Regions from separate parts of the Homo sapiens genome. Here all the other regions are linked to region 3. Evidence: chromatin loops called from intact Hi-C (ENCODE). Cell type or tissue: mammary epithelial cell. All regions are shown on one strand. Region 1 has its middle 13 kb from the start of KPRP. Region 2 has its middle 5.3 kb from the start of LCE1F. Region 3 overlaps LINC01527 (long intergenic non-protein coding RNA 1527).

What was found. Peaks named below come from ENCODE experiments on the same cell type or tissue, not always from the same donor. Only the 100,000 strongest peaks of a DNase experiment are listed, where the experiment ranks them.
Region 1: a loop joins it to region 3, with 9 times the contacts of the local background. A loop is called at or near these places in 2 of 110 quality-filtered maps.
Region 2: a loop joins it to region 3, with 7 times the contacts of the local background. A loop is called at or near these places in 2 of 110 quality-filtered maps.

Annotation. Positions count from the first base shown.
Region 1 is chr1:152,740,693-152,748,692 of GRCh38, forward strand. It overlaps the pseudogene LCEP1. Among named protein-coding and RNA genes, the nearest start is that of KPRP, 13 kb to the right of the region's middle. In mammary epithelial cell, a CTCF peak has its summit at 4,689 (motif pointing right); DNase peaks (open chromatin) are centred at 2,909 and 7,339; H3K27ac peaks cover 1,065 bases.
Region 2 is chr1:152,765,866-152,773,865 of GRCh38, forward strand. No RefSeq gene overlaps it. Among named protein-coding and RNA genes, the nearest start is that of LCE1F, 5.3 kb to the right of the region's middle. RefSeq lists a silencer at 1,871-2,060. In mammary epithelial cell, a CTCF peak has its summit at 3,591; a DNase peak (open chromatin) is centred at 3,506; H3K27ac peaks cover 1,670 bases.
Region 3 is chr1:152,922,632-152,930,631 of GRCh38, forward strand. LINC01527 (long intergenic non-protein coding RNA 1527) reads right to left here. Exons shown (of 2, transcript NR_183723.1): 2 at 7,250-8,000. Among named protein-coding and RNA genes, the nearest start is that of IVL, 18 kb to the left of the region's middle. RefSeq lists silencers at 3,605-3,654, 3,665-3,744. In mammary epithelial cell, CTCF peaks have their summits at 1,712 and 3,663; DNase peaks (open chromatin) are centred at 1,730 and 3,650.

The DNA.
Region 1 (8,000 bases), 180 kb before region 3:
CTATAAATGAATAATTATTTTTACTTACACAGGTCATTTTAAGTGTTTTATGACATCATTGAGAATGATTTTTCATTGGTGATGCAAATGAATTAGAAATCTATATATTATCTCAATAAAATTCTGGTTGTGTGACCTTGAAGTAAGTTATTAACTTCTCTGTGCTTTAGTATAGACTTTGTAAAAAGAGGATTAAAATAGTTGCCTTAACCATAGGGCTGTTTTGAGGATGAAATGAGTTTAGGATAGCTGGATGGTTTTCTTTCAACATCAAATGCATGTTTGTTTTCTGCACTAATTCTTCATTCTTCAACACCAACTGAGTGTCCAACAATTCAAATCAATTCTGACACTAACTCCCAGAGCTAGCACAGACACCCCAGGTTAAGAAGTCAGTCTCACAAGAGTGCCCCCACTTCAGATGCCAGCTGCAGGTGGGGTTTCCAAATGACTACAAACTCAGAGGTTCCCATGACCCCCTCCTCAGGCTCAATAATTTGCTAGACTGACTCACAGAACTCAGAAAAGTGCTTTATCTATGATTACCGGTTTATTATAAAACAAATGAACCTCAGTAGCAGTCAAATGGAAGGGATGTATAAGGCAATGTATGTGTGGATATGAGGCACAGAGCTTCTAAGTCCTCTCTGGTCACACCAGCCTTTCAGAAAATTAGTATGTTCTAGGTTGGTAGCCAGAAGCTTATGGAACCTATCCTTCAGGGGTGTTCATGGAGGTCCCATATGTAGGCATGATTGAGTAAATCACCAGCTATTGGTGAGGCTGAAAGTTCCTACTCTCTAATCATGTGTTTGGCCTTTCTGGTGACCAACCCTCAATCTTGAAGCTATCTAGGGGGTCCATCACAAGTCGTCTCATTAGCATAAACTTAGGTGTGGCCTAAAGAGGCTTGTTATGAGAAACAAAAAGGGTTTCACTGCCAAGGGTTTTAGGAGCTGTGCGTCAGGAACTAGGGACAAAGTCCAAATACATATTTTGTATAATACCACAGCCATCATTGTAACACAAAGCCCTCAGGAATACATTTATTTCATGCAGTGAAGCTCTTTTGCCATCACCATCATGGTTAAACTTACCTTCATCACTAACAAGAACATCATCACTGTGATCACAGCCACTCCCATCAGTGACCTTGATCCTTTGAGCAAACCTCCCTTAACTGGTCCAGACCTATTATTCACTTCCTTTGTAAACATCTGAAATTCTTTCAGTAAGTTCCACATTTTTGACACTCAATTGAATACTGCTTTATGTCCCAATAGATTTTTGTTAATTCTCAGGGGTGGTTTTCTCATGTTTGTCCTTTCTAAGTCCTTATAAAGTTGTCTTCTAACTCTTGATTTTGTATCACTCAAGCCCATTCATTGACAGAAAGATTAAATCATGACTTTTGCTCTACTTCTCTGAAATCAGACTCTCTGAGGTCACAATTAATGTCCAAACAGCCAAATGGAGTGGGCTCACTGGAACATTTGACAATGGGGATCATCTGCTTCATAGAATTTTCTCTATCTTTAATAACAATGCACCACTGTTCCTTAATATTTGCCTTCTCTTTGGCTAATGCTGACCATTCTATGCAGTGTTCATGCTGTCCAACTATGAAAGCCTGGGGTCCTGGGACCTCTTTGTTCCTAATGACTGTGGTGCCCTCCTCCTTGCTCCTGGCATCAGCCAGGTCCCTATGTCATGCTCCAGGCAGAATTATGCACCCTCCACACTCCAGTGGCTCTCAGGGCTTATCTATCAGAAATTACCTGTGTATTCCTCTGTCTTCCACACTGGCCTGTGAATCCTTCAGGAAAGGAATAATTATCCTTGTATATTGAATACTTAGTAGAGTGCCTCTGCCAAGGTGGAACAAATTAACTATCTGCCAAATTAAGTCATTTTGTCTCTAGTTTCAGATGTATCAATAAGGCAAGAATATGGATTTTCACATATCACAGTATTCTCTACCCTTGTACTCTCCCTTAAAGCAAAGTCCAATGGACTCTCCTGTGACCAAATGGCAGCATTTGTTACTTCCCCCTCTACACCCCCACAGCTTCTCATAGCACTGACCCACCATGACCCTATAATGCCTTAGGCTGTCTCCTAGTCCCTGCTTCACTGCCCCTTGGATTTTCTTCCCTAATCAGTGACCTGAGCTTCACTCCCTTTCTTGACCTGCTTGTACATCCTCATGTCCCATCTGAATGGTATCCCTGTAGGACTGTTAATGGAATATTAACAGTTAATGGAGGCATTGACAGATAATCACATCCAAGGGTCATGTCTCATTTAACCTAGTGTGTGCTGTTCTTCAGAGCACTTCTGAAGCCCAAAGAATGTTATCCTAAGACACATCCTCTGCCCATGTGTCTATAAAGCAGCCAATCATTTGTTCTTTTATTCAGTCAGTCAATCTTTAACTCATTTATTCTTCAAGGCTACCCTCTGTGTTTATGGTTATTCCTAGAGACATGAAGATGAATAAAGTCTAGTATAGATTCTGCCTTCAACATGCTATCCATGTGGAAGAGCAGAAAGACATACAAATGGACATGACATTGTCCTGGTGTAAAAGTTTTTAGGAGCCCATCTCTGGGTCATGTTGCCCTCTTACAGCACATAATAGAATGTTTCACAGTGCATTGTTTACATTTATGTCCTCAAGGCAACTTGGCTCATATTTATGACAAGAGCATCTTACAAAACCAAAGCCCAAGACAAATAATACATATTTACAGAATTAATGAATGAGTGAATGCATGAAGGTGGAATGGCTGGCTTGCAGCAGGCCTGTGGAGCAGATACCTGGGCCATCTCTAGTTCCTGGGATTCCTCTTGGCCTCTGTCCAGGGAGATCCTGGAGCCTCAGGGCTGGGAGTGTGGCAAGAGTCATCCTGCTCCCAGGTTGTGAAAGTGACTGTTCTGCATACACAGTCTGTGCCTCACTCCCAGGGAGACACCAGGCCCAGGATAGAAGGGCTCCAGTGCAGGGCTTCTCAGTCCTTAGCCTTGTCAATTATTACTGACAGCTCCTGCATCCTCCACTGAGCCATGTGAGTGCTTGGCAAAGACGGCTCCAGGGGTAATAGGACTGTGTGAAAAGAGAGACAGAAGAAGGCAGGCAAAGACGAAGGCATCACTGGGGGCCAGGGAGGAGGGGAAGGATGGTGAAACCTACAGCCATTGTGGTTTTTAGTAGTACTTCCTTCCAATTTATTTACTGTAAAATGAATGTTCTTGGATATGTCATCCTCCCACCAGAAATCCCTGAGTTTAGGAGTCAGAAAATGACTAAACTACCTTGTTTCCCTTGGGGAAAAGAAGGCTTATGTAGGGCTGACTTTGAAGGGCATGGAGGGAGAAGGCCAGAATACTCCAGTTGAGGCAAAGTGGACTGAAGACAGGGAGGGTATTTATTAGGCTTACATTCCTCCAAGTCAGTTTCCAAATTCCTTTGTAGAAGTTGGTTCATGAACCAGCTTTTTGCTGGGGGGTAGGTTTCTATGAAATCCAGGAGAAAAAAATAATAGTTCTTGATATTGTGCACTGATTTCTTTTTTTTTCTTTCAGGTTGACTGAACCTTTCCCGACATGTCTTGCCATTAAAACCAGCAGCAGTGCCAGCCCCTTTTCAAGTGCCCTCCAAATGCCTCACTTCTAAGTGAGGCACACCAGTGCCCAGCCCCATGTGTCCCTCCAGTCTTGTTCTGCCGCAGTGTCAGCTCCGGGGATTGTTGTGGCCCCAGCTCTGGGGGCTGCTGCAGCTCTGATTGGTGGCTGCTGACTGAGCCACCACAGGCCGTCTCTTCCACTGATACCAGACCTAGAACCCTGACTGCTGTGAGTGTGAGCCCACTAAGGGCTCTGGCTGCTGCCACAGCTGTAGGGGCTGCTGCTGACCTGGGCCCTTTCTGCAGAGGAGCAGTGATGGGAGGACCCAACTAAACATGGACCTCCCTTTCTGAGCTTTCCTCCCCTCTCATTCTTTCTTCTCTTGTGGTGCTAGAGATGTTAAGACAAACTCTTCTCAGAGGACTCAACCCTGTGTTCTGTACAAACTCCCCAAGCTCCTAACCCCATGCCCCTGCAAAACCCCTCTGTGGAACATCAGATCCTAAATCACATAAAATTTCTTCCTCTAGTACCACCTGCTCCTTGTTCTTGATCCTCACACACATACACACACACTGCCTCCCCAGTAACCCACTCCTCCAAGCTGATTAGTGTTTTCCAGGAAAGGTGGCCCAATTCAGTCTCCAGACATCCCGGAAAACACACTGCTTTGTCCAGACAACCTCAGAGTGACCTCATCATGTAATCTGGAAATAGTACCTGCTTCCCTTCTGCCAGTCCCAGGGTTAGGGACTAGAAATGCCACATGTGTCTAGGGGAAGACACTCCTATGCTTATGTTGACATATTAATTTAGAGAAAATTGTAGTATTTATTCCGTTTTATTTTTATAGCATTCTTTGATAAATAAACAAGAAAAACAAAACCAACAGAACTGAGAGATGAAGACAGAGATGCGGAGTGCCCACCTGGAGGGTACATATGAGAGCTGGAACCTTAGCCTGAAGCTCCATTCTGTTTCCCTTTCAATCACACCTCATGTCACATGATCAGCCTATGTGATTTCATACTCCAAATAATTCTGGCTCATTGTAAGCTGTTTCGGAAATGATTATTTTCCCACTAGGTGGCATCATGATGTAACAAAAATGGCTACAATTAAGCAATAATAATAATATAATGGCAATAATGATAATTACCTTTATTGAGGGCTTATTCATGGCTTGACTCTTCACATATCTTTTCTTTAGCCTTTACAACCACCTATGAGGCAGCTATTGTTTACATTGTATGTATGATGAAACTAAAAAGGCCGAGAGAGAGCACGTGACTTGGTGTGACACACAGTTGGCTGGAGGGAAGCAACAGGGTAAGCGCAGATGTGTCTGACTTGGAGACTTTGCTGTTTCTTTGGGCCACTCAGCCTCCTAACTGCGGTTTTCACTTCTTGAGATTCAAACGAGAGAGTATTATGTCTGATGGTGCCTAGTGCTAGTATAGGGTCAACGATTCATTTCCTGTGTTGAAACAAATAGTCTCCATCCCTGTCTCTCTGCTTCCGCTCAACTTCCCAACACCATTCCTCACAGGGCACCTGGAGACTGGTCCCATCACGCCTCTACCTAAAACAGTTGCTATCGGTCTAAGGACATAGACCTGGTTCTTAAAACCAGGCACCAACTGGCCCCTTCTGCCCGCTGTTACCACACTGGCTGCTTTCAGTTCTGTGAAGGTGCCATGATCCCTCCTGCCCCCCACACACTCCTCTTGCACATGGAGTTCCCTTTCTAGCATGCTTTTCCCACTCCTTTGCTTCTACTTATCCTTCAGATCTCAGCCCCATAGCCGCTTATTCAGGAAAGCCCTCCCTGGCCCAGTTAGCTCTCCCCTGTCCTGTTCACCCACCCCTAGGGAGCTTTTGCTGCTCTGTGGACCTCTCCTGTCAAATATTAATCAAGGTTATCATTGGCTATTTGTCTCTGTGACCCTTGGGTTTGTCCTGCTGACCAAAAGCTCATTCAGCACTGGAATTGTATTTAATAGTTTGCATATCTTACCACTGTCTCCACAGGGCATAGCATGGTGCTTCTTACTTAGTAAATGCTTAATAAATATTTGTTGAGTGAATACTTGCATGAATGAATGAATGATTGAATCAGTATCCTCACCATTATCACCATCATCCTTTCATCATTGTTAGTATTGAAATATCTTTCTTAACTCTTCGTGTCCCTTGGACACATATATACTAAAAAATTTTGTAGTCTACCTCAAATTCAAATTTATCTGAATCTTGTATTTTTATTTGCTAAATCTGGAAATCCTGCCCCACACATTGGCCTTTTTGTGCTGTTGGCTACCCAACTTCATAATTGGAGATTCACAGCCCATCCTCTCACTCACTGCTTGACATGCGTGGCTGTTTCTCCAGAGTGGATGTTAAAGTCTTTGGAAGGCAGTGCCTTGTCTGTGTATCTTTGTGCTTTCCTTATTAGACTGTAAGATCCCTGGGGAAGAGGCAGTGAATACATGCTCAGGGAGTGCTTGTTGACTAAATGATGGTGACTATTCTTAATCCAATGTGAGGAATCTGGTAGGTGATCTGTAAATATATGTTGAGTGAACTAGACTGAATAAGCTCCACTTCATAAACTAAGATCTTTTCTATTCCAGGTAGAGTGTGTGAGATAACGACTATTAATAGGGAAGACCTTTAAAATGTAGTAATCACCAAAGGAAATACACAGTTTTCCTGGATTATGGGTTGACCTCTTGTGAACATGTCAATCAATGTAGGTGATTAGTATCCCCAGCACACTTGGGAAAGATACCTAACTGAGGTTCAAACAGAGGCTTATCCTATCTTTTAGAGGGAATTAGTATGGCAGAGAGGTTGGATCTCAAGGAGTTTGTGATTCTACGGTTCATAAATGTAATTTAGGTTTCACCAAGATTTATAGATATAGTCTCACAGACGTGTATATATGTGTGTGTGTAGATATATATGTACTTATGCATACAACATATATGTATATGCACATATGTATACACACATATATAATCTTTATTGAGATAATTCACATATCCATTTATTTAAAGTATACAACTCAATGTTTTTAGTGTATTCTCAGAGCTGTGTTATCATCACTACAATCTAATTTTAGAATGTTTTCCTCACCCCAAGAAATCCTGTAGCCAAAGTAGTCACACCCCACTCCCCCAAGTCCTATTTTCCATCTCTACAAATTTGCCTATTCTGGATATTTTATATAAATGGGATCATACAGTATGTGGTATTTTGTGACTGACTTCTTTCACTGAGCATAACATTTTCAAGGTTCAACCACGTTGGAGCGTGTATCAGATTTTTATTCTTCTTTATGGCTAATTAATATTCCCTCATATAGGTTAACCATGTTGTGTTTATCCATTCATCAGTTGACGGATGCATATGTTGTTTTCACATTTTGGCTATTGTGCATAATGCTGCTTTGAAACATTCATGTGCAAGTTTTTAAGTGGATATACGTTTTCATTTTGCTTGCATGGAATTTTCATTTTTGCTAGGAGTGGGATTAATGAATCATATAGTACTCTATGTTTAACTATGTGAGGAATTGTCAAATTGTTTTCCACAGTGACTGTACCATGTCCATCCCCACAGCAGTGTATTAATGGTTCCAATTTCTCCACATCCTCCCCAACTCTTGTTCTTGTCTATTTTTTCTGACTATAATAATGCTAGTGGGTATGAAGTGGTATGTCATTGTGGTTTTAATTTGTATTTCCTTAATGACTGATGATGTTGAGCAACTTTTCGTGTGCTTGTTGGCTGTTTGTATATCTTTTTTGGAGAACTGTCTATTCACATCCATTGCCCATTTTTAAATTGTATTATGTTCTTATTATTGAATCTCAAGAGTTTTTACATATTCTAGATAAAAGGCACTTTATAGATATATGAATTGCAAATATTTTCTCTTATTATGTGGGTCATCTTTTCATTTTTTAATGGTATCATTTGCAACTTGAAAGTTTTTAATTTTATTAAATTCAATTTTTCTATTTTTTTATTTGTCACTTGTGTTTTTGGTATTGTAGTTAAAAAACTATTGCTTAACCCAATGTCATGAAGATTTACTCCTGTGTTTTCTTCTAAGAGTTTTATAGTTTTAGCTTTTACATTTAGGTATATAATCTATTTTGAGTAACTTTCTGCGTATGATGTGAGGAATCATATATTTTTATCTTAATTTCATTTGTATATTCTTACAGGCAACTCTATATAGTCTTATTGCACAAATTTCTCTTCTTATCTTTCTATATGCATGTCTAATGATGATAGTCTGTTTTCACTGCTTTATGTCTATTTCTTTCATTGTTCTTCCTCAATCTATAGTTCTCTCTCTCTCT
Region 2 (8,000 bases), 160 kb before region 3:
TGAGAGAGATTGGGCCTGAAGATCACGCTTCTCACTTTGGAATCCTGCCTACATTCTTCTGCAATTCTGTATCTTTCTTCTCTTTCTAAGCTTTCCACAGTGGGATCTTCACTGTAGAATGAAAGATGTTCTCAGAGGTTCCTTCCAGACCAGGTGGGTTATCTAAAATTCCTTTTTGTGGAAGGCAGTATGCTAGAGTGAAATTATCTGGGGTACTCAAAGACACAGAATCCCAGGATACATCCTAGAACTACTTAGCTTGAACTTCCAGAATGAAAATCGGGGACCTCCATTTGAGAATTATTCTGATCAATCAGAAGTGAAAACCATTTCTATAATGAATATCCAGGTGTGTGAGCTTACTCACTGCCTAGGAGGAGGGTTGAAAGTTGTACATATCTGGCCCCAGCATGTGTAGGATGTGGAAGTGGTGGTGAAGACAGAGCTGACTGTTAACTGGTTTCTTGTAGGAGGTTTTATGTAATTGTCCATGTGGGGACACAAATTATCTACCTCTTGGTCTAGAAGTACCTTAAGATGAAGGAATCTCTTTCTTTTCCACAATTAAATCCCCAACTTCACTGCCACCAAAAATCTCCCATACAGACATATGGGAGATGGGGGTCTAGCCATAGCATATCTCTCCTCTACCCAGGCATTACCTGGACATTAAGAGAAAGAAATTCCACATCCCACAGTTTGTCCTACACATTATAACACCCTTTAGTGAATCAACAAATACAACTGTTATGCATCAGAGAATAGCTCAGCTGTTCATATTAGAATCCATAGGTAGACAGCAGTAATGGGAACCATGAATTCTGGCATGGCATGAATGGATTCTAGAGGATCCACATGCCTATGCCTGAGACTAGTCAGGAAGACGGGGTGATGCCTGATGATCTATGTGCTTCTCATCACCAGAGACCATCCAGCTCATTCCTCCAAAAGATGGTGTTTCCTGTTCTGGAAGGCTAAGCTAGACCTATCTAGGGGCCTAGGAATAACCCAAGCTGTGCCAAATCTACCCATCACATCTTGTCATAGGAACCCTGAGCTAGATCCACACCTTTCCTCTATTCTCTAGTGCACGCCCATCAGGGAGGGAGGAAACCACTTATGAACTTGTGTCAACACATTCATTCACTTGACAAATATTTATTGAGGCTCTGCTGTCTTTCAGGAACTGGTATTGATCCTGGAGATACACTAGTGAGCAATGCAGACAATAATATAGTGAGAACTTCAATATGGGAGGCTCAGAGTACCATGGAAACCCACAAAGGGGGAAGTTTAGCAAGTCCAGGGCCTAAAGGAGGTAACTACAAGTCAGAGATGAGACAAATGAGTGGCAGTTAGCTGATGATGGAGGAGAGAGGGGAGTCTTCTCCCCTCTCAGAGATAACAGCAGGCATGCTATCAGCATCATTGACTTAGTGACAGACAGCCTGGTGAGGAGTAGGTCCTCATTAATTAAATATCCTTCCTGGTTCCTAACACTATATGGAAGTTTTATGCTGGTCCCAGGACTCCATTCTCAGCCCTGTTGTAATGAACTTTTTATCAGCACCTTGGGGAGAAGCTTGAAAAGAAACTGGCCTAAATTTCAGGTTACTTCAAGTCATGAAGGAGAATTGAAGAGTAAAATTCTGATTTAACATGGGCAAGAATAATGAATTTAATCTGACAAGACAAAACGTAATTAAAGTAAACATTAAGTTTTAATGTACATTAAAGATTAGCCACACTTGTAGAAGATGAGTGGGTATATGCACAGTTGCACACATGAAGAAATTTTGGTTGATTAGAATCTTAGTGTGGGCCAAGAGTGAGATTGTGCCAAACGGCAATGAACTCCTGTTCTGAATAGCTCTGTGTGATGGGGTCATTCTGCTTGGCACAGATATGCGCACACCTGAGCACTGTGGTCAGCTCAGGTCAAATGTGTGGGGCTGGAGGATAGTGATCTACTATGTGCCAGCCACCATCTGAGGTGGGAAATCCTTCCTCATGCTCACAACTTGGAAAGGTGACATCATTCACCCCATTTTACAGACATTAGAAGACACAAAATCTAGAGAGGTTAACTAGCTTATTTGGTCACACATCTAAGACGTGATAGTGATGGAATTCAAGCCTAGGCTAATCTTGTTCCAAAACTTGATCTGCCTCCCTGTGGAAGGAAGAGTAACACTATGTTTTGAAGGGACTAGCACGCTTCCATCTTGCATTATTTATAGTGCTTTCACTTAGAAAAAGAATCAGCTTTTTTGGTAAAACAAAGAGTTCAGTTTCAATGCATGGAAACTGTAAGAAGATTCTGGCTAGAAATAAAGAAAAAGTAATAGAACTGTTTGGAAATGAAATATATTGTTCATCCATGCATTTAACAAACATTTAGTCATTGTTAATTGAATATTTATTATGTGTCAGACAGTATTTTGGATGATTGGGATAAATCAGTGAACAAAACAAGATCCTTATTTTCAAGGAGTTTAAATTCTAGCAGAGAAAAGAAAACATTGGGCATATTTTAAAAAATTATATAATAAATCAAAACATACAACTAATCTGGAAATCAGAACATATATAGCAAAGAAGACGACCTGGGCAAGCATCCCAAACAGTACAAAAAGGGGAGAAGTACTGAGCTAGATGTGTGGAAGAAGGGGCTGAGAGGCTGTGGGGCCTAAATACTCAGCAATAGAAAGGGCATGGAAGAGGCATCATGAGAGGAGGGTTTGAGCCCAGTTGTACCACTCATTAGCTGAGAAGTGTTGACTCAGGCAATTTTTCTGGCTCTCAGTTCCCCCATCTATAAAATGTAGCTGAAAATATGTCTACCTGTCTGGATCACTCTGAGGATTAAATGAGATAAGCTATTTAAAATAGTATATTATAAAACACTAAAAATATATTTGCTTTTGGCAGTGAAATATTCACCTGGAGAAAAGGGGGATGATTGGCTTGGGAAATGGCCTGTTTGATGAAGGAGGTGGGCCACAAGGGTTATTCAAGCCCAGGCAGGAGCAGAGACTGAATGAGCCGCAGGGATGCACATGTAGGGATGCTTGTGGTCAGCAGGGGCAGGCAGGAAGCTTCAAGGAGGAGGAATTGAAGCGGTGGTGGGTTATGGAATAGCAGAGAGGACACGGATAGGGTGAATTGGAAAAATGCCTTAAGCAAAACACTGAGTCTAGAGGAAGTATAAGATCTGGGGGAAGGAAGTCCAGATGTCAGAGTGAGGGTGGGGTTAAGCACAGCAAGGTCAGCAGCCATCACAGACGGTCATCAGTGTATTGATGCCACTCAGCCAGTGTGCCATCAGCACGGCTCCTTAGTTCACCAGAGGGAGAGGAAATATGAGACAGGGGAGGCTTTGCAGTCAATCAGAAATACTATTTAGGCTCGAATTGGGATTGGGTCCTTAGTCACTGAAAGCTGTCCTTCCTTGACCTGGCCTGAATGTGAAATCTGGATTGAGCAATAAGTTAATTAATCAGTCATTTCTACAGCATTTCATCAGCATTCTTCTGAGGTTTGCTTTGTTCGGTGAGAAATCCAGGAGGTGTCTCCAGTGAGTATAGTCTTAATCCTCCTGTACCAGGGCAGGATTTCTTATCCTCAGCACTACTGACGATTTGGACAAGATAATTCTTTCTTAGAGAAGGCCTATTCTGTGATTTGAAGGGTGCTTAGCAGCATCTGTGGCTTCTACCAACTAGATGACAGTAGCTGTGATGATCGAACACTTATCCAGACTGTCCAATGCCCTCTTCTGGGGTGTGGGAGTCAGGCCATCCCCAACCTCACCCCATTGAGAACCACTGAATTAGAGGAAAGTCTTAGGCTTTGTCCTCAGGGCCATCCCAAGCCAACAGTGAATCACACCTTCCCCTTACCTCCATCCCAAGAACCTCCCATTCATTAAAAATAAAAAGTCTCTATAAGGCACGAATACATGCAAATACATGCAAGCAATTACAACTTTAAGGATATACAGAAGGTTTTAATTTTTCCCCAAGGGATCTGCATGCTGATTACGGAAGAGTTGTTTATCTTGGCTATTATGGCAATTGTGAGTAGATTATCTGTGCCAGTAATTATAATCATTATTTGGCAAACTTGTCCAAGAGCTCAGAATACTCACTTTCTAACCTTCCTACTTAGTTGCCATGCAGTGCTAGTGGCAACTTGAAAAATGTATAAGCAGGAAATTCTATTGTCTTGGAAAAGTATAACACAGGTCTTTTTAACACAAAGAGGAATTATTTGTATTGATGATTAGTCAATGGGTTTAATAGGTAAAAGGAGAAAAAGACAAAAATGCACAAGGGCCCTTGGGGGGACTTCAAGAGCATGCCTACAGATCCTCTTCTGGATACCCACAGCTGCTTTTCTGGGTGCCCATGACTGCTCTTCTGGGTACCCACTGAACACAGGAGACTAGTTGAGAACAAGTAAAAACATTAGGAACACATTATGAATTAGGGCTGGTGATATGATTATGAGTGGGGAGAATCTTGGGGTATCAGTTACAAATGGAGAGAATCTGAGTCTTGTTTAAGTCTAAGAATTTGGGCAGACAGACTGATACAAGGTTCTCTTAAACAAAGTAGTGATTATTAGAGATAGATTGTTGCTCCTGAAAAATGCTAGATTTATTTCTTCCTCCAATGACTTTCATCCTAGATCCTTGGCAACAGATGTGTTTCGAAATTTAGAACTTTTTTTTTAAGGAGGGTAATACAATGAATCAAATTCATTAGTAACACTGCAGGTATGCTTCAAAATTGGCCATGTTCAGTCTCAATATGATGGAATTAGAACCAAGGACTTGACCACATGTTAGGCAGGCAAGGTAAGGGTGGGCAGTCCAGGACCATCTGCTATCCCTAAAGTTTCAGGGATCCTTCTCCTTGGGGAGAACATTTATATTTTTACAACAGAAAATAAGAATATTTACAGCAAAGTGAAGGGAGTTCACTGTCTGTTCTGGTCAGGTTTTTTTTTTTTTTCGGCCACCATATGAATATTGTCAACAATCAGACAAAAACTCAGTTTTTAGGGGTGCTGGAATTGGAAATTGTGACTATGAGAGTGTGGATATGTAGTAATATTTGACGATTATCAGCAATGGTATTTTCTCATCTCATTTTCTACTGCTGTTGCCCTCTGTGTTAGTCTGTTCTCACACTGCTGTTAAAGACATACCCCAAAAAAGTACCCAAGACTGGGTAACTTATAAAGGAAAGAGGTTTAATTAACTCACAGATCAACATGGCTGGGGAGGCCTCAGGAAACTTACAATCGTGGTGGAAGGGGAAGCAAACACATCCTTCTTCACATGGCGGCAGCAAGGAGAAGTGCTGAGCAAAGGGTGAAAAGTCCCTTATGAAACCATCACATCTTGTGAGAACTCACTATCACGAGAACAGCAGCATGGGGGTAACCACCCCCATGATTCAATTACCTCACGTGGGTCTCTCCCATGGTATGTGGGGATTGTGGGAACTACAATTCAAGATGAGATTTGGGTGGGGACACAGCTAAACCATGTCACCCTCTCTCACAGGGTCTCCCTTAAAGTCCTCTTCCATACTAGAATCCAGCACTAATGTGATCATTCTTCCCATCCTAAAACAATAAACATATACTTTAAAAAATAAAATTTAACTAAAGCCTTCAGGAGATGGATTTCTGACGAACACTCAATACAGCCCAGTCACTTGCCCTGACAATGGACTTTCCACAGGCTGAACTCAGTCTTTCTTTCAGCCTCAACTTGTGCCTTGTTCTCTATCACATGCCCTGCATTCCAACCACAAAAGACCACCTGCCCCTCCTACCCTGTATATATTGTCATAACCTTCACTTCTTCTCCACATACCTCCCTACTCCCTACCATCTCCATCTCTCTAACTTATCCAAACCTCACCACCACTTAAAGCCTGTATCCTATCAGACACCCTTAACAAACCTTTCCCAGACACCCTCCCTCAGAATCCCTCTCTCTTCCACCAGTCTTCCAAGACTAATTGGTATCCTCTTTCTGGACCTACAGTACCATTTATTGGCTTACTATGTATTTATCCTGCTTGGGATTTATTAATTCCTTGGCCCTATGGGTTAATAATTTTTATCACTTTTGGAGAATTTTTGACCATTATTTAAAAATATGTTGTTTCCTCCCCCATTCTATTTATTTTTTTTTATTATACTTTACGTTTTAGGGTACGTGTGCACAACGGGCAGGTTTGTTACATATGTATACATGTGCCATGTTGGTGTGCTGCACCCATTAACTCGTCATTTAACATTAGGTATATCTCCTAATGCTATCCCTCCCCCTACCCCCACCCCACAACAGGCCCTGGTGTGTGATGTTCCCCTTCCTGTGTCCATGTGTTCTCATTGTTCAATTCCCACTCATGAGTGAGACATGCAGTGTTTGGTTTTTTGTCCTTGCGATAGTTTGCTGAGAATGATGGTTTCCAGCTTCATCCATGTCCCTACAAAGGACATGAACTCATCCTTTTTTGTGGTTGCATAGTATTCCATGGTGTATATGTGCCACATTTTCTTAATCCAGTCTATCATTGTTGGGCATCTGGCTTCGTTCCAAGTCTTTGCTATTGTGAATAGTGCCACAATAAACATATGTGTGCATGTGTCTTTATAGCAGTATGATTTATAATCCTTTGGGTATATACCCAGTAATGGGATGGCTGGGTCAAATGGTATTTCTAGTTCTAGATCCCTGAGGAATCACCACACCTACTTCCACAATGGTTGAACTAGTTTACATTCCCACCAACAGTGTAAAAGTGTTCCTATTTCTCCACATCCTCTCCAGCACCTGTTGTTTCCTGACTTTTTAATGATCGCCATTCTAACTGGTGTGAGATGGTATCTCATTGTGGTTTTGATTTGCATTTCTCTGATGGCCAGTGATGATGAGCATTTTTTCATGTGTCTTTTGGCTGCATAAATCTCTTCTTTTGAGAAGTGTCTGTTCATATCCTTTGCCCACTTTTTGATGGGGTTGTTTGTTTTTTCCTTGTAAATTTGTTTGAGTTCATTGTAGTTTCTGGATATTAGCCCTTTGTCAGATGAGTAGATTGGAAACATTTTCTACCATTCTGTAGGTTTCCTGTTCACTCTGATGGTAGTTTCTTTTGCTGTGCAGAAGCTCTTTAGTTTAATTAGATCCCATTTGTCAATTTTGGCTTTTGTTGCCATTGCTTTTGGTGTTTTAGACATGAAGTCCTTGCCCATGCCTATGTCCTGAATGGTATTGCTTAGGTTTTCTTCTAGGGTTTTTATGGTTGTAGGTCTAACACGTAAGTCTTTAATCCATCTTGAATTAATTTCTGTATAAGGTGTAAGGAAGGGATCCAGTTTCAGCTTTCTACATATGGCTAGCCAGTTTTCCCAGCACCATTTATTAAATAGAGAATCCTTTCCCCATTTCTTGTTTTTGTCAGGTTTGTCAAAGATCAGATAGTTGTAGATATGCAGCATTATTTCTGAGGGTTCTGTTCTGTTCCATTGTTCTATATCTCTGTTTTGGTACCAGTACCATGCTGTTTTGGTTGCTGTAGCCTTGTAGTATAGTTTGAAGTCAGGTAGCGTGATGCCTCCAGCTTTGTTCTTTTGGCTTAGGATTGACTTGGCAATGAGGGCTCTTTTTTGGTTCCATATGAACTTTAAAGTAGTTTTCTCCAATTCTGTGAAGAAAGTCATTGGTAGCTTGATGGGGATGGCGTTGAATCTATAAATTACCTTGGGCAGTATGGCCATTTTCACGATATTGATTCTTCCTACCCATGAGCATGGAATGTTCTTCCATTTGTTTGTATCCTCTTTTATTTCCTTGGGCAGTGGTTTGTAGTTCTCTTCCTGAAACTCTAAATACATGGGTGCTAGAATGTTTGATATTATTCCACTGGTCACTGATCATCTGTTCATTTTTTTAATATTTTTCCCTTTCTTCAGTT
Region 3 (8,000 bases):
TCTTCCATATCTCTCAAACGTCAAAGTTATTTATCAAGTCAGTGCACTGCCTTTTGCTGCATCTTGCCCTAAATCACCACAGGAGATCATAATTACAACACTACAACATGCCAAGGGCTATCGCTGTTTCACTTACCACCAGCAAAGGGGTTCTTGTTCTCTTCTGTGGGGAGCCAACTCCAGAATCCCACAACTAGAATCTTCCTAGAACTGCAGCTACCAACTGTCATTGTTTGGGTTCCCTGGAAGCACATCCTGAGATGAGGATTTATTTGCAGTATAACTTATTAAAGCAGTACTTCCAGGAGAAACTAGTTAGGGCATAGGAGTAGCAGGACAGAGAAGGAGAGGAAACCAGATTGTCATTTTGGGCAAACATGTGTGCAGGTAGCTTCATCCTGATTCTGCAAGAAAACTCTGGAATGTAAAAGAAAAGCTGTATTGATATGAGACAAGAAAGCTAGGCTGTGATACTCTCGTACCTGTAAGTCATTGGCTAAGGGCCACTCCAGGGAGACATAAAATATCTGGTACTTCAGGCTTTGTGCATGTGAGGACATAGCAAATTCAGTTGCCAAACACATTCATCTGAAGAAGCATCAGATAGAAACAAATGAAAGCAAAAGGATACCCAAACCTAAGTGGTGTTGAACAACACCATGAGAATGAAGTCAGCAAAATCCAGACTGAAAAACTCCATATGACAAATAGTATGGTTTCTTTAATAAAAAATTGCAAAGGGACAAAAGAAATAAACTGGGAACCTTTAGATCAAAATAAACTTAAGAGATATATAGATGTATTAATTAATAAAAATGTATCTACATTATTTTGATGTCATTTCAAATAAGTCATTAGTAAATTAATGATTTGTAGCATAATTGGAAATGTGAACACTGAGTGGATATTTCCTAGTATAAAGATGTTAGCTAGTATTTTCAAGGTGTGATAATATTTAACATAACTACTGAAAAAAGTATTTATAGATATAAAGAGATGAAATGACATGAGTCTGTGATTTGCTAAAAGTAACACTGTAGGAGGCAAGTGGTAAGAGAGATAAAATGAACAACGTTGTCCATAATTTGAAAGTTATTAAACCTAGTTGATGTACACGTGATTTATTCTACTATTCTGTTCATTTATATGTTTTAAATTACCATTAAAATGTCTTTAAAATAATATAATAATTTTATTGAAGTGAACTAACATATACAGTATAAAAACTGCATCCTTTGTAACTACACATATAATTAAAAAAAAATTAAGACTTCAACTTAAAAGTGTAACGAGCAGTGCAGAACTTTTAAAACATTTCAGAGAGCTGTCTTAGGTTGGTTCCCTGAAGAAGCACAGTCTGCGACAAGTGAATAGGTACAAGTAGTTTATTTTGAGATGTGACCCCAAATAGCAGAAGTCAGGGCCACTAGGAAGAATAAAACAATAGAGAGAGAAAGTCAGTCCAATGGTGTGCTGTTGAGCTGTGTATTCCTGTGGATAACAGGCTAAACCGCACCCTGAAGTTTCCAAGGGCCATCTAGAACATATATTAGAACTGTTTGCTGGAGATACTGAAAAGAATGCTTGCTCTCTGTGTACTCCTATGTCTAGTAACCAGTGGTTGTCTGGAGGATGTTAACCTCCTCACGTTTCCACCCTGTGCTTCCACCAGCATGACTGAGTAGTCGGCTGTGAGTGTTCCACAGCCTGGCTGTCAAGAGCCCTGGGGCAGATGTGAGAGACACCTAGTGCAGCTGAAGTGAGGTGCTGTGGGATACTCCTCAGCATAGGTGGTTGCCATAGCTACAGCCTGGGTAAAATGGTGAGCTGAGAAAACAGGAGGAAGGGCATAAAAAATGTTAGACTGTAGACATCTAGAAAGTTTGACAGGAGATATTTATGGACCTTATAATCAGAGTGTCTTCCTATTGCAATGGTCCATTTCCCTCCTTGCAATAATCCTTTTGAATAAAGTCTCTCTACAGTAAGAAAGTTCAACAGCAACTGATTAATCTTCCTAATGTTTTCTCTTTCTCATTTAAGTCTGAGATTTATTACAAATTCGGTTCTTTTTGTAATTTCTGTTTTAATTATAGTTACAACCCTTTTTTAACTTTCCATATTAACTTTTTTCTCTTTTTTATCTTGGTCAACATTTTTAATTTTGACTATTTTTTTCACCTTTTCAAAGAATCGGTTTGGCTTAGTCGATTCATATAATATATCTTTGTCTTTTATTTTATTAATTTTTCATTTTATATTTAGTATTTTCTTACATATACTTTCTTTTTTTTTTTTTTTTTTTTTTGAGACGGAGTCTCGCTCTGTCGCCCAGGCTGGAGTGCAGTGGCGGGATCTCGGCTCACTGCAAGCTCCACCTCCCGGGTTCACGCCATTCTCCTGCCTCAGCCTCCCAAGTAGCTGGGACTACAGGCGCCCGCCACTACGCCCGGCTAATTTTTTGTATTTTTAGTAGAGACGGGGTTTCACCGTTTTAGCCGGGATGGTCTCGATCTCCTGACCTCGTGATCCGCCCGCCTCTGCCTCCCAAAGTGCTGGGATTACAGGCGTGAGCCACCGCGCCCGGCCTACATATACTTTCTTTAGCATTTATTTTTTAATTCCACTTTCCTGTATTAGATCATTAATTTTCAGCCTTTCATATTTTATATAAACTTTTAAAGTCTTAATTCTCCTTACTTTTATTGCTTTTTCTGTATATCTAGTGAGTTCTGATATGCAATATTTATGCTACTGTTTAGTTCCAAGCATTTAAAAATCTCCTCCAGACTGTCCTGTCCAGGAGTAAAAGTTACGGTAATGCCACAATATCACACATAGGAAGGACAACATTGGCTCTTATGCCTCAGAAATCAACATTTGGACCATTCTGCTAGGTAACGGAAATAATAAAAATAATAAATAATTTATAAGCAAACAAAACAAGCTGACCAGGTGAGGCACTGCTGTGGAGGTTAAAAGGATGTCTGCTGGAGTCACACACTTGAGATTGAACCCAGCTCTTCTGCTTACATTCTATGTGATCCTGGGCAGGCTACATCATATCTCTGATCTGTTTCTTCATTATTAAAATGCAGACAAAAATATTGACCTTTCAGCATTGGTTTCGTTATTAAATAACACTTGCAAAGTACTTAGGTTAGTGTCTAGCACACGAAAGGGGCTCAGCAAATGAAAGCAGTGGTTCACACAGCATATTTGGGATTTCAGAAGTTCCTTTTGTTTTCCTCTGTGCCTTTTACTCATGTCTAATTAGACCATGAAAACAGACTTTGCTTCTTTCTTATGTGTTAGGAATTTTTCAAAGCATTTTGCATTCTTGAACCCATTTAATCCCTTAAAATGAAACCCAGTAAAGGGCACATATTCTGTACTAGGAAATCCTAACTGATTTTGATTAACTTACCAGCTAAAGCAAACTGTGTCTGTGGGGAAATGAGGAGGTTGCCCCAAAGGACTACAATGATAGGCTTTGGCTTGTTGCTTTTGGGATGTTCCTAGCACAAAGGAATAAAAATACAGTTTGAGCAAGAAGCTATAATGGGTGGCTCACCACTGGTAAAAGCTAGCCAAGAGGAAGAGCACTCAGGATGCCTGCTAGCCTTCCAAAGTATCTGTGATCTCTTGCTACCCTCTAGGGCTGTGATGTAGAATTGCAGGACCGAGAGAAAAGGGCTTCACCTGAGGGAGGCTCCTAAATGCAAAGCTTGGGCATCCAGGGTCTGCGTGAGACACCTCCAAGAAAACGGTGATGAATAAGGAAATTTGTGCCCTGAAGGATTCAGACAGAGCAAGGATATGAAACAAATGCATAAAGTACTTTTACTAACAATAACTGTGCCCCATTTATTGAGTGTTGCCACACGTCAGTCAGTGTCAAAGGCTTTACATGCATGATCTCAACTTTCTGGTGCAACAATGCCATGATTTGGTATGATTATCCTCCTCATCTGAGAGACAAGGACACTGAGGTTCAGAAGGACAAGTTGCTTGGTCAAGGTCACCCAGCTAGCCACTGAAATTCAAACCCAGTTGTCCAAATCCAGAGCTCATGCCTATACAATGCTTTGGGCACTGAGGTGGGAAATCCCACAGAGGCTTAGGGTACGCTCATGCACCTTTCTGAAGGAGATGGTATATGAACTGGGCTTTGAAGAATAGGTACTGGGGGATGAATACCAAAAGAAGATGGAGCAGAGCCCCAGAGGGAACTGAGTTAGGCCTAGATGGGGTTGGAGGGACACTGTGGGTGTGACTGGAATTAATGGTTTAGTTTGTTGGAGCTCAGGAAGCCAAGGGAGATAAAATAGAGATGCAGGCTGACCTTGATAATATTTTGTATCCACTACGTCCTTCCATAATTCTTTTGCAATAGGCATAAGGGAGCTGAAAATCAAGTAAGTGGATGATTTCCAGCCCATGTGGAAAGACAGATCCTGCCAGCCTCATGCTTACTCTTACTGGACAGCAGGGCAGCACCAGATTGTTCAAGAACTCTGAGGGGCAGCAGTGGGATAACAGGATGAAGTTCATGTTAAAATGCAGTAGGACTGGTCTGAGGCAGAAGCACTGCTAGGGAGACAGGCATCAGGAGAAAGTCCTCTGGCAAGAGGCCATGTGGCTACAGTGACCCTCTCCTCTGGATCTCACATGGGCATCTATGGTCTAACAGAGTTGAATGTGCTTAGATGGACAAAAACATACTTTTTAAATTGATGCACTTTTCCAGAAAAACCATGATGTACAATACATGGCAAAGAGATCTGCATTTGTCATGAGTAAGTAGATCATAGCTACCTTACTAAACACTAGTTTCTTCTTGACTAAGTTTAGAATATACATTTATAATATACATGTGTATCCTGCTCCCCTCGCTGGGTTCTGATAAGGATCCCAGGTAAGGGAGAAGACAGGAGCCTCAAAAATTGCCTTGGTTCTACAAAATGGGAGAAAATTTTTGCAACCTACTCATCTGAAAAAGGGCTAATATCCAGAATCTACAATGAACTCAAACAAATTTACAAGAAAAAAACAAACAACCCCATCAAAAAGTGGGCAAAGGACATGAACAGACACTTCTCAAAAGAAGACATTTATGCAGCCAAAAAACACATGAAAAAATGCTCATCATCACTGGCCATCAGAGAAATGCAAATCAAAACCACAATGAGATACCATCTCACACCAGTTAGAATGGCAATCATTAAAAAGTCAGGAAACAACAGATGCTGGAGAGGATGTGGAGAAATAGGAACACTTTTACACTGTTGGTGGGACTGTAAACTAGTTCAACCATTGTGGAAGTCAGTATGGCGATTCCTCAGGGATCTAGAACTAGAAATACCATTTGACCCAGACGTCCCGTTACTGGGTATATACCCAAAGGACTATAAATCATGCTGCTATAAAGACACATGCACACGTATGTTTATTGCGGCACTATTCACAATAGCAAAGACTTGGAACCAAGACAAATGTCCAACAATGATAAACTGGATTAAGAAAATGTGGCACATATACACCATGGAATACTATGCAGCCATAAAAAATGATGAGTTCATGTCCTTTGTAGGGACATGGATGAAATTGGAAATCATCATTCTCAGTAAACTATCGCAAGAACAAAAAACCAAACACCACATATTCTCACTCATATGTGGGAATTGAACAATGAGATCACATGGACACAGGAAGGGGAACATCACACTCTGGGGACTGTTGTGGGGTTGGGGGAGGGGGGAGGGATAGCATTGGGAAATATACCTAATGCAAGATGACGAGTTAGTGGGTGCAGCGCACCAGCGTGGCACGTGTATACATATGTAACTAACCTGCACAATGTGCACATGTACCCTAAAACTTAAAGTATAATAATAAAAGAAAAAAAGGAAAAAAAAATTGCCTTGGTTCAGCCTAACTTCCAGGAGCAATCAGAGCAACATTTCTCAAACAAAACTCAGATCAAGTCACTACAAGCTCAGATCTCTCCACAGCCCCCATACCCTGGGGGAGTGGTCCCTGCTTGGCTTTGGGAAGTCCCTGCTCTTCATCCACCCTGCTGTAGTCATACAGTCCTTGCTGAACACACCAAGACCTGCCTGTCTTAGGGCCTTTGCACTTGCTCTTCCTCTGCCTTTGTCCTCAGACCTTTGTGTGACCATATCCCATCATTCAGGCCCTGCTTCTGTGTCTTTGTTTCACAGAGTCCTTGTTGACCATCCTAGTTAAACATTACCACATCGTAGTTTCTTCATAGCCCTCATTACTCATCTGAAATTACGTTATTTAGTTTTTTGTTACTTGATCGTGTATGTGCTTATCATCTGTTTTTCCCCCACCAGGATGTAAGCTCTGGGAGAAAAAAGACCATGTGGGTTTTATAACATGTACCTTGTGTTCTCTGTGCCTAGAAAGTGCTCAATATGACGTAGTTCCATTTGTCTATTTTCACTTTTGTTGCTTGTGTTTTTGGTGTCATATCCAAAAAATAATTTCAAAGACCAATGTCATGAAGCTTTCCCCTTTGTTTTCTTTCAGGAGTTTTACTCTTTCAGATCTTACATATAAATCCTTAATCTATTTTGAGTTTATATTTGTGTATGGTATAAGATAAGGGCCCAGTTTCATTCTTCTCCATGTGGATATCCAACTCTCCCAATAACATTTATTGAAGAGACTATTCTTTCCCCATCATATATTCTTGACAACCTTGTTGAAGATTGGTTGACCATAGATGTGTGGGTTTATTTCTCGACCCTCCATTCTGTTTCATTGATATATATGTCTGTTTTTATGCCAGTAACACACTTTTAATTACAATAGCTTTGTCATGTATTTTGAAGCCAGGAAGTGTGATGCCTCCAGCTTTGTTCTTTTTTCCAAGGAATGTGTTGGCTAGTTGGGGTGTTTTGTGATTCCATATAAATTTTAGGACTATTTTTCCTATATCTGTAAAAAATGCCATTGGGATCTTGATAGGTATTGCAATGAATCTGTAGATTGCTTTGTGCAGTATGAACATTTTAACAATATTGTCTTACAATCCGTGAACACAGATGTCTTTCCATTTATTTTTTGTGTGCTTTATTATTTCATCAAATTAAAAAGCTTACGCACAGCAAAGGAAACAATCAACAGAGAAAAGGCAACTTACAGAATGAGAAAAAAAATTTGCAAACAATATATCTGATAAGGGGTTAATATCAAAAATATATCAGGAACTCTTACAACTCAATAGCAAAAATAATAATAACTTTATTTAAAAATTGGTAAAGAACCTGAGTAGACATGCAAATGGCCAATAGGTATACAAAAAGATGCTCAACATTAATAATCATCAGAAAAATGCAAATCAAAACCACAACAAAATATCACCTAGCACCCGTTATTTTCTTTTTTTTAAATCAATCTTGCCAATAAACAACTTTATTTTGGTTTTTACATTCATTTATAATACATTTACAATTTACTTACATTTACATTCAGGTCACATCCATAAATGTAAAAATGTAATTTTCATAAGCCATCATCTTACTTTTGACACTTTTATGGTTTTTTCCATATAGACTGTTTAGCTGTATATTCTTTTTTTATCTTTTGTATTTTTTGAAAGCAAAAACACGTTAAATTTTACAAAAATTATTTAATCTATATTACTCTATTGAGTGAATTATAAATTTACTTTTAAATAGTTTTTGGTAATTATACATACGATTTTTGTATTTTGTTTGACATTTACATTAAAAGAACAAATGGATGCTAAATGCTCAAGCTAAAAATCTCTACCTTAAAATATCAACCTTGTACTGCATTATCAATTTGTTTTTCTCTGTGTGACAGAAATATTAGCTGCCTTACAAGAATCTTTCTTCCTTTCTCTTTTATTAATAGAATATTGGTTTTGTTTAGGAAGTAAATGTATCCACTTAAAAATACTCATCAAGCCAGATTCCATTCTATCTAGTGGTAGTCATGTGAGG